2 separate regions of the Homo sapiens genome follow, and region 1 is linked to region 2. A link is an interaction called in ENCODE POLR2A ChIA-PET data of the cell type or tissue named here. Cell type or tissue: endothelial cell of umbilical vein. All regions are shown on one strand. Links, peaks and the distances in the headings refer to the core of each region. The heading gives the core; the rest is flanking DNA. Region 1 has its middle 12 kb from the start of SYT14. Region 2 has its middle 38 kb from the start of UTP25.

Region 1 (5,379 bases), core at 122-5,121, 60 kb before region 2:
TCACCATGTTGGCCAAGATGGTCTCAATCCACCCACTTTCGCCTCCCAAAGTGCTGGGATTATAGGCGTGAGCCACCACATCCGGCCAGAATTATATTCTTTTCTTTTTCTTTCTTTCTTTTTTTTTTTTTTTTCTGAGACAGAGTCTTGCTCTATCGCCCAGGCTGGAGTGCAGTGGTGCGATCTCGGCTCACTGCAGCCTCTGCATCCCAGGTTCCAGCGATTCTCCTGCCTCAGCCTCCTGGGTAGCTGGGATTACAGGCACGCGACACCACACCCGGCTAATTTTTGTGTTTTTAGTAGAAACAGGGTTTCACCATGTTGGTCAGGCTGGTCTCAAACTCCTGATCTCAGATGATCCGCCTACCTCGGCCTCCCAAAGTGCTAAGATTACAGGCGTGAGCCACCGTGCCCAGCTGATAGAATTATATTATTTAGCATATGGTGATAATCGCAAGAACTAAAAACAGAAACTTATAAAAGTTTGCCTCTTGGGAATATGCTGGGTATGGAGGAGTCTCAATTGGAAAATATTAATTTTTGTTTTGACATTAAAAATATAAAAATATATTCTGAAAGTAAAGGTTCGAATGGCTTCTCTCCTCTGTGATGCCTCCCAAGCCTACCTTCCATCAGAGGTAAGAATTCTCATGATATTTGCATTTATGTTTATTATATTTAGAGTGTCTCTTCATAATTGAATGGGCCCTAAACTGAGCCCTAAGTTAGTAACTCTGTTTCATTCATCTTCCTGGTTCCCTTTCACTGAGGAGGCTTAAATGAGGAATTCCTTAAATAGAATTGGTTTGAGCCAGACAGGGCAAGCCAGTCTGAGGGAGGAAGTGTGTATTCAACCCACCTTGGTCTGTGCTCTCATTCTCTTTGTTTTCCTGGAAAGGGTTTTACTGTTCTCTCTTAGGGGCCATTCCCTTTTGATTTAGCCTTCTTTTATGTCTGAGGCTTAGTTATATAATCACAGATGAAGTTCTTTATTTTCTCCAAATTTTCTATGTAGGGCTTTTCTATTGGTGCTGGTCAATGGGAAGTCATTTAATGTGCTGAGCTATATCTCTGCAGATGGGAGAAATCTGGAGCCTGGTCATAGTTTTTTTTTTTTTTTAATTTGGACAATGACATCAAGGATCCAAAAACCACAGGAGGACTCTGAGCATAAACACCCTACAAACTGGGGGCAAAATTTGGATTTCTATGTATACTTCTCCTATCCCTCCTTACAGTGCTGTCAGGGAGGCTCCAGGAAAAACCCGTCTTATATTCTGAATTCTCTCACCCTGACATACCACATATCAACTATGATTTTCCTCATTGTATATTAAATAACGGTATATGCTTGTGTGGTCCTTTGTGCAGAGTACGAATGTATTCTATAATGAATATAAATGCAGAATATAAACTGTAAAACTTTGGTTTGTAGTTAAAATGTCCAAAACCTGCAACTGACCCACCTGAGCTATGCTCTCAGCTTATTCTAAACAATAAACCAGAGAGGGGATTGGATAAGAACTCTGTCCAGAATAATACACTATTTGTGCTGCGCTTGCACCAACCCGACAGTGAGTGCCTCCTTAAGTGTTGCACCCTAGGTTCCTGGCTTACCTCAGCCTTAGTCCTGACCTGGGATTCCTACCATCTCTAGCTCCCCCGGGTCACAGCAATGGGAGAGGATCTCAGCAGTTCTAAATCTTCCCCTACTCCCAGTGCCAAGCCCACAGTGATCCCTCATTAGTGAAAATGTATTTAATTAATAAGAAATCATCAATAAAGCCCTTCAATAAATGAATGAAAGTAGAATAGGGAAAACCTAGACCAGAAGCAGCACAGGTAGAATGGACGTGGAGTTTTAATTGAGAGTAAGTTCAATTTGTATATATGGGGTGCCTACTAAAATTATTAATGTGGTTTTAGACTGCAATTTTAGATACCTATTATCTATCAAAAAGACAGCAGCAATCCCAGTCTTCCCTGCCCTGGTTAAAAAAAAAAAATACCTGGAGTGAATTCAATGGCAAGATATTTCTAATTATATTCTATGTGAAAAAGGCTAAAAAGCTGATAAAGTTTAGTCTGAAAAAGAAATGACTCAGGGACTCCATGATAATTGTTTTCAAATATTTGAATGTCTGCCAGATGAAAAGAGATCAGGCTTATTCAGTATGGTCACGATGGTTAGAGCCAAAACCAGTGGGTGGCAGCTGTACAGGAAGAGATCTGTGCTTGTTATAAGCCCCAGTGCCGAGATTATCACTGTCATGAATGGTCTCTCTTGGTTTAGTGTGCATAATAATTGGTTTTTTTTTACCACATTAAACCAGATTGTAATCATAGCCTACATACAAGGTCTATTGGAAGAGAATTATGCTAACAGGCGACTCAACAAAAGCATTAGGTGGATGGCAGATTTGGGAAGCTGCCAGCCCTTTCCCCTCCTCCTTACTTGGCATTTTTTATGTTTGTTTGTTTTTTGGGGGTTTTTCCACTCTGTGTTGGTGGAAGCACTTCAGATAGTTGAAACCAGTGGTTTCCCAGGTAGGCTTTCTTCTTGCCAAAGACCCATCCTGGAACCTGTACCAGTCTCCCCATCCCTCTCTCTCCCACAGTCTAACTTTCCAGCAGGTTTCATTGTATCCCAGTCTCCTGCTCTCAAAATCCTAAGGACCACATGCTAGTTTTGTCATAGGGCCCATACCTTAGGTTTCTCTCGCCTCACTCCTCCTCATTTATACTTTAGCTTTAATTTTCAGTGATTCACCTCTAATCTCCCAAAGGTCCAAGAAGCCAAAGTGGAGAGAAATTAATGCTCATATAGAGATTTTCTGCCTAAGAGTCAATGATTCTAAGACAAGCTTGAGATGGAAATGAACATGATGTACTTGAAAGATGAGGAGATTTTCAAGAGTAAAGAAGTAGAACTGAGGAATTGTAAGAGTCATATTACTATTGCTGAATGGCAGACTGAGGACCCCCAGAATCTTGTAAGGATTTTAGCAAGAAAGTGATATGTTCGAAGTGACATTCTGGGCAGTAAATTATAAGAGGGAGTATAGGATTAGTTCAAGAAAGTAGAGAATAAATGCAGGAACTAATTAGAAGATGCCACAGTAGTCCAAGAATCAGATGGTGAAAGCATGGACAATGAGAGCAGCTGTAAGCATGGAAAGGAAGTTAGGTGGAGAGGCATGTTAAAAGAATTTTGACGATACTTAGTGTACTGGACATTATCTTATCTGACCAGAAAAATATATCCTTTATTTTCCAAAAGTTGCCCCTCTCCCACTCCAGCCATATGATTATGGAGGGGACTGAGGTGCAGCCATGAGAATGCCCTTGGTAGAACTCCTACCAAAAAGAGCGCACTTGAATAAGGGCCTCAGCTGCTGCACTTGGAAATCCATCTCCATGTATGCACTGAGACCACATCTCATACAGGTTGCTGCCACCAGTAACTGAGTGTGATAGGGACACCAAGGGAGCTCCATTCCAGGAAGACAAGAGACTACCTTTCAGCAACTTTGCCTCAGGAACTACCTGATAATCTTGCAGAACCCTCTATAGACTGCCTAGCAATCTAGACCCAAACTATTCTCTCTTTTACCTTCACTTAGAGTCAGATTGCATCATGGTCTGATGGCTTCCCAGCCATTTCCAGCACCCTCCCTATATATATATCCTTTTACACAGATATATAGGTTGTATATGTCTAAGTATATCTAATAAAATCCTTATACATTTAATCCTGTTTGGCATCTGCTTGTTAGAGGACATGAATGAATGCAACTGCCAATCCTATTCTTTCTCTCTGGCTCTGTCTTCTGTCTCTCTGTCTCCCTCTCTCTCTTTTACACATACACATGCCCCAGGGGTAGCACATGATCCAGGCTGGGCCAATTACTTAGTACAGCATCCATCTACCCATAGTGATTATTCTAAGGAATAGGCACATGACCCAAGTTGTACCACTAAGAATGCCCCCTGAGACTGGCTGAATTTAAACTAGAGGCCAAACTGAGTTTTTAAATGCAGATGCTGCTGAATGGGTGTGACCTAAGTCTACTACTAGAATCCCAGCCTTGTGGAAAAGACCCAGAAAGTATAGCTATCATCCAGGTAGAAACAGAAAGAGTGCATTTTGGTGGCACCACTTTGCTGGTTCCAGTTCCTGAGGTGTGTAGAGCTGCTTTAGTTTCCTGCAGCTGTCTCTCTCTCTTTTTTCTCTTTCTAAATTATATGAGGTACCCAGGATCCTTCCAATAAATCCCTTTTTTTTTCTTAAGGTAGCTGGAGTTTCAAATTCAGTCACTTGAAGCCAAAAGACTCATAATTAATATACACAGTGACAAAATAGACAAAGGATTAAGTAGAGGATAAGAAGCAGTTAGTTCTAATGTTATAGGCATAGGAGACCAAAATAATGGTGCTAGTCACAAAAATATGGGAATTAGAAATTCCTCATGAGAGATGATTGAGACACAACAGCATATCCAAATAGAAATGTAATTAGATTATTGAGGATAATAAAAAATTGAAGCCTTAGTGAGAAGTTTCAGGATGAGATACAGACACATAATAGACTTGCTACTTGAAACTAGAATGTAAAATCAGTTTACCAAGATAGTATACTAGGCTCGGCTGGGTGCAGTGGCTCATATCTATAATCCCAGCACTTTGGGAGGCTGAGGCAGGCAGATCACTTGAGGTCAGGAGTTCGAGACCAGCCTGGCCAACATGGTAAAACCCCGTGTCTACCAAAAATACAAAAATTAGCCGGGTGTGGTGGCAGGTGCCTGTAAGCCCAGTTACTTGGGAGGCTGAAGCAGGAGAACTGCTTGAACCTGGGAGGTGGAGGTTGTAATGAGCCGAGATCATGACACCATACTTCTTGCCATATAATTAGATAATTATTTCTGGATTTTGTTGTTGTTGTTGTTGTTGTTGTTTGTTCTGAGACAGAGTTTCGCTCTGTCACCCAGGCTGGAGTGCAGCAGTGCAAAATCTTGGCTTACCATAACCTCCGCCTCCCAGGTTCAAGCAATTCTCCTGCCTCAGCCTCCCCAGTATCTGGGATTACAGGTGCCTGCTACTGTGCCTGGCTAATTTTTGTATTTTTAGTAGAGACGGGGCTTCTCCATGTTGACCAGGCTGGTCTTGAACTCCTCACCTCAGGTGATCTGCCTCCCAAAGTGCTGGGATTACAGGTATGAGCCACCACGCCCAGCTTTCTGGTCTTTTTATTTTGTATTCTTGTACATAATCTAAATGAAATTGCTACTAACACACATATCCTTCATTAATGTAATTTGCTAATTAGTTCAAATTAACTATATTTTTATTTGTTATAATAAAGGCCAAGCATGGTTAAAG
Region 2 (5,379 bases), core at 330-5,329:
GGGAAGAGGAGGGTAGTAGCTAAGGGACATGGGGTTTCTTTTTGAGGTGATGAAAATGTTCTAAAATTAACTGTGGTATTGTTTGTACATATCTGCGAATACTCTGAAAGCCATTGATCGTACCCTTTATGTGGGTACATTGTATGGTATGTGAATTATATCTTAACAAACTGTTTTTTTAAAAAAAAGGAAATGTATATTTATATTTATAACAGTGCCTAGCACACAGAAAAGCTCAGGGACCTGAGAGGAAACAGATGGCACATTGATGTGAGTTATTAAGGAGAGATTAATGAAGTATCTATTCACAGAGGTGTGGGCAGGGTCAGGGGAAATGAACAAGAGATGCTGGAGTGTCCCAGGGCAAGGGGAGGAATCCAGAGGCTGGGCTGTAGTAGAGAGGGTGGCCCAGCAGGAGCTGTGGCTTTCATAGAGACAGCAGCCACCACCCACCTGCAGCCCAGCAGGGAGACCCTGAGAACCAAGGCCTCCACATGATCAGACATCATTTGCTGGGGCTTCTCTTGGCTGGACCCGTCCGAGAGCTCGAAGAGCCATTGAGGAGCCCACAGATGTCTCCTGGAGCAGAAGCTGTTATTATTATGTGCACCAGCTTAGCCTTCGTTTGTTTTGTCACATCTTAACAGCCCCACCTTAGTGCCAATCTTCTACGGCCATGCTTTTCCCACCAATTGGTCCAATAAGGTAGGTTCTTAACTAAGAGGTTTGCTTACTAAGAGGTTTGGGTACTTTTCTATCGGGGGAACTCACCCCCAATATTTCAACGTAGGTTCTTTCTATTTTCTCCAAGTGTCAGCTGGTCTGAGAAATAGAAAGAGTACAAAGAGAGGAATTTTACAGCTGGGCCGCTGGGGGTGACATCACATATCGGTAGGTCCATGATGCCCACCTGAGCCACAAAACCAACAGGTTTTTATTGAGGACTTTAAAAGGGGAGGGGGTGTATGAACAGGGAGTAGGTCACAAAGATCACATGCTTCAAAGGGCAAAAAGGAGAACAAAGATCACATGCTTCTGAGGCCAATAAAGATCACGAGGCAAAGGGCAAAGCAAAGATCACGAGGCACAGACAAAATAAAAAACTCCTGATAAGGGTCTATGTTCAGCTGTGCACATATTGTCTTGATAAACATCTTAAACAACAGAAAACAGGGCTCGAGAGCAGAGAACTGGTCTGACCTCAGATTTACCAGGGAGCAGTTTTTTCCCCCATCCTAATAAGCCTGAGTACTGCAGGAGACCAGGGCGTATTTCAGTCCTTATCTCAACCGCATAAGACAGACACTCCCAGAGCAGCTGTTTATAGACCTCCCACCAGGAATGCATTCCTTCCCCAGGGAATTAATTATTAATATTCCTTGCTGGGAAAATAATTCAGCAATATCTTCCCTACTTGCACATCCATTTATAGGGTCTCTGCAAGAAGAAAAATATGGCTGTATTCTGCCTGACCCTGCAGGCAGTCAGACCTTATGGTTGCCTTCCCTTGTTCCCTACAATTGCTGTTATTCTGTTCATTTTCAAGGTGCACTGATTTCATATTGTTCAAACACACATGTTCTACAGTCAATTTGTACAGTTAACACAATAGTGGTCCTGAGGTGACATACATCCTCAGCTTACGAAGATAACAGGATTAAGAGATTAAAGACAGGCATAAGAAATAATTATAAAAGTATTAATTTGGGGAACTGATAAATGTCCATATTAAAATGAAATCTTCACAATTTATGTTCCTCTGCCACGGCTCCAGCTGGTCCCTCCATTCGGGGGTCCCTGACTTCCCGCAACACTTTTCTGTAGCAAAATATTTGCAGGCTTCTGCAAAGATGCCCTACAGACTTTATCCTAGACTGGCTGGAGAAAGAAAACTAAAACATCAGAATGCTTTCCCCAGGCTATACACAGAGGGTGGGAGTGGGTGGAAGGAAACAAATAGGGCTGAAGTGTGGGGTACCACACTTTTGCAGCCCACATGGAGGAAGTACCAAGAGTGTAGGCAGATAAGAAACAGATTTTCAGCTTCCCCTTCTAGTAACCACACCTCCACAGGCTTGTATTTATTCCTCCCCGATGTAATTTCCTCCTGGAAGTGTGGCCTCCTTTCTCAGTGGCCTTTTTTTTGGACAGACTGGTGAATCTATATTTGCATTAAAGTCTGGGCAGAAAGGGGACCTGAATACATGTTATGGGCTGAATTGTGTTTCCCCAAAATCCCTATCTTGAGATCCTAACCCCCAGTAGTTCAGAATGTGACTGTATTTGGAGATTGAGTCTTTAAAAAGGTAATTAAAGTGGGCCAGGCGTGGTGGCTTATGCCTGTAATCCCAGAACTTTGGGAGGCCAAGGCAGGTGGATCACCTGAGGTCAGGAGTTCAAGACCAGCCTGGGCAACATGGTGAAATCCCCGTCTCTACTAAAAATACAAAAATTAGCCGAGCATGGTGGCAGGCACCTGTAATCCCAGCTACTTGGGAGACTGAGGCAGGAGAATCCCTTGATCCCGGGAGGAGGAGGTTGCAGTGAGCTGAGATCACACCATTGCACTCCAGCCTAGGCAACAGAGTGAGATTCAGTATAGAAAAAAAAATTATTTTTTAAAAAAAGGTAATTAAGGTAAAAGGAGGTTATTAGGGTGGGCCCTAATCCAATCTGATATGCATCCTTATAAGAAGAGAAGGACAAAGACAGACAGACAGAGGGAAGACCATGTGAAGACACAGGCAGGTCTCAGAAGAAACCACCCCAGCTAACACCTTGATCTTCGACTTTTAGCCTCCAGAATTAAAAATCAGTTTTGGTTATTTACTTATTTATTGTTTTTTGAGACAGGGTCTCACTCTGTCAACCAGTCTGGAGTACAGCCTCCGTCTCCCAGGCTCACTGCAGCTTTGATCTCCCAGGTTCAGCAATCCTCCTGCCTCAGCCTCCCACATACCTGGGACTACAGGCATGTGTCACCATGCCCAACTAATTTTATAAAATTATTTTTTGGAGAGACAGGATCTCACTATGTTGTCCAGGCTGGTCTCAAACTCCTAGGCTCAAGTGATCCTCCTGCCTCGGCCTCCCAAAGTGCTGGGATTACAGGCATGAGCCACCGTGCCCAGCCAAATTTTAGTTTTTGAAGCCACTCAGTCTGTAGTACATTGTTATGGCAACCCTAGCAAACTAACACACTACTCCTTGCAGGATGTTAGTTGCCCACCTTTCTCCTGCAACTCGTGGCTTTACAAGGTTGAGAGCAAAGTCCCTTGAATTAGGGTTTTGCTTCCCGCCTCTGCCCTATTGTTTACTCATAAGAAGAGCATTTGGGATGCTTTGCTGTTTTGTTCCAAGTATATATTCTGTTTATAAAACTTAGGAGTATAAGGAGTATCACCTTTTCTCTTTTTCTTTCTTTTCTTTCTTCTTCTTTTTTTTTTTTTTTTTTGATGGAGTTTCACCCTTTGTTGCCCAGGCTGAAGTACAGTGGCACGATCTCCGCTCACTGCAGTTTCCACCTCCTGGGTTCAAGCGATTCTCCTGTCTCAGCCTCCTGAGTAGCTGGGATTACAGGTGCCCACCACCATGCCCAGCTAATTTTTGTATTTTTAGTAGAGATGGGGTTTCACCATGTTGGCCAGGCTGGCCTCGAATTCCTGACCTCAGGTGATCCACCCACCTCGGCCTCCCAAAGTGCTGGGATTACAGGCATGAGTCACCATGCCTGGCCTCATTTATTTCTTTAAAACAGCTGTAATCTGCTCCAAACCTCATCCCTCCTGATTGACCAGAAAGTCAATTTCAGTCATACTTGAGGCTCCCCATTTCAGATTTGTGCAAAAATCCTGGAGGTCTTATAGAGGCTACAGCATTTAGGGAAGGCCTTCTGACCTGGCCTTCAGTTTCTCTGGTCTCTTTTTGTTACAGTAGGTAGCAAAAAGCAGGTAGCTCATGTCTGCTAGTCAGACATGAGCAAGGCAGGATAGGCACCCCTCCACCCCCACCCCCACCACCCACACACACACCAGGAATGTTAGGCAATGATCAGGTGATGGTCAGGTGACTGTTAAACTGTCTTGTTAAAATAATAATTGGTTTCAGCCAGAGCCAGGGGAAGGCTTTCTCCCAATAAACAGAAACACCTGAAACTGGTGATCAGCAGCTTCCTGATCCCAGGAGCTGGGTAAGTGGGCTCAAGTATGCACATTACAAGGCAAAATGGCAAAGCTTAACTGGTATATGACCTTTAGAGACATTTGACTGGCAAGGGAAGAATGTCTCAAGTGAACATGTGTACAATTCCAGTAAACACACTGTGCGTGCTCCCCGCCCCAGCACTAGCAGGCCACTGTGCATGTGGACAGCCCACCCCAAGGGAAGAATCAGGGGATAAGGGACACAAAGCCCCAGAAGTATGCCAGCGTCTAAAACCCCAAGTCAAAAGGTCAAAACTGCACACTTGATCTCTCAAGTCACCTTCTTGGCCCTCTTCCAAGCGTACTTTCCTTCCTTTCATTCCTGCTGTAAAGCTTTTTAATAAACTTTCACTCCTGCTCTAAAACTTGGCTTGGTCTCCTTTTCTGCTTTATGCCCCTCAGCTGAATTCTTTCTTCTGAGGAGGCAAGAATTGAGGTTGCTGCAGACCATTATGGATTCGCTGCCATTAACCTGTTTATCTGTTTATTTTCCAAACTTCTATGAGTGCTTAAAGGGAGCAATGTCATGGCTTTTGTGCCATGCTTGGACAGGAAGGTCTTTGCAATACCCTTCCCTCCTGTTCTAGGAGAAGCCTCAAAACTCTTTTCCTTTGGCTGCTTCTGTCTCCCCCTCCTCCACCCTAGCTTCAATGTCCTCTAATTACATGACACGCCAACAAAGTTCTCTTGGCCTGGAAAATGCTGTTCACCCTTCTCCCAAAGCTCCCCAAGGCAAAGAACACAAGACCTGGTTAACTTTTTGGTAGCAATTTGCAGAAACATTTAGAGCAATAAAAATGGAGCCAAAATTAGTATCTTCACAAGTCACCCTGCTTTGTTTTGATGGAGTGTAGGGAAGCCACTACACTCTCCAAGCCAGATTGCTATCGTGGAACAGCTGGAATTCTGTCACAGATGGGGCAAGAAGAACTCAGCTGGCATTTCCTCTGAGTTCAGGTTCCTGTGGGGAACAAACACAGCTCTACAGATGATGGCTGCTGGCTTCGATTCCTTTCCGTGCCCAAGACTCTCAAGCAGCTTTTTTCGACCCGGGAGTTAAGTCAGTACAGCCAGATTTAGCTTTCTCCGCAGGTTTCATAACAGATAGAACAAAACCGGGATATCTCCCTGCCCACCCACAGGGGATGGGAAGAACTCTGTGACAGGTGTTCCACAG

What was found. ChIA-PET counts read pairs that join two places held together with the same protein. Peaks named below come from ENCODE experiments on the same cell type or tissue, not always from the same donor. Only the 100,000 strongest peaks of a DNase experiment are listed, where the experiment ranks them.
Region 1: POLR2A ChIA-PET joins it to region 2 with 5 read pairs; 4 of 35 experiments call an interaction of 5 or more read pairs at or near these places.

Annotation. Positions count from the first base shown.
Region 1 is chr1:209,923,113-209,928,491 of GRCh38, reverse strand. No RefSeq gene overlaps it. Among named protein-coding and RNA genes, the nearest start is that of SYT14, 12 kb to the left of the region's middle. In endothelial cell of umbilical vein, for the core only: no CTCF peak of the experiment used is centred there; a DNase peak (open chromatin) is centred at 2,181.
Region 2 is chr1:209,863,030-209,868,408 of GRCh38, reverse strand. No RefSeq gene overlaps it. Among named protein-coding and RNA genes, the nearest start is that of UTP25, 38 kb to the right of the region's middle. In endothelial cell of umbilical vein, for the core only: no CTCF peak of the experiment used is centred there; no DNase peak of the experiment used is centred there; H3K27me3 peaks cover 340 bases.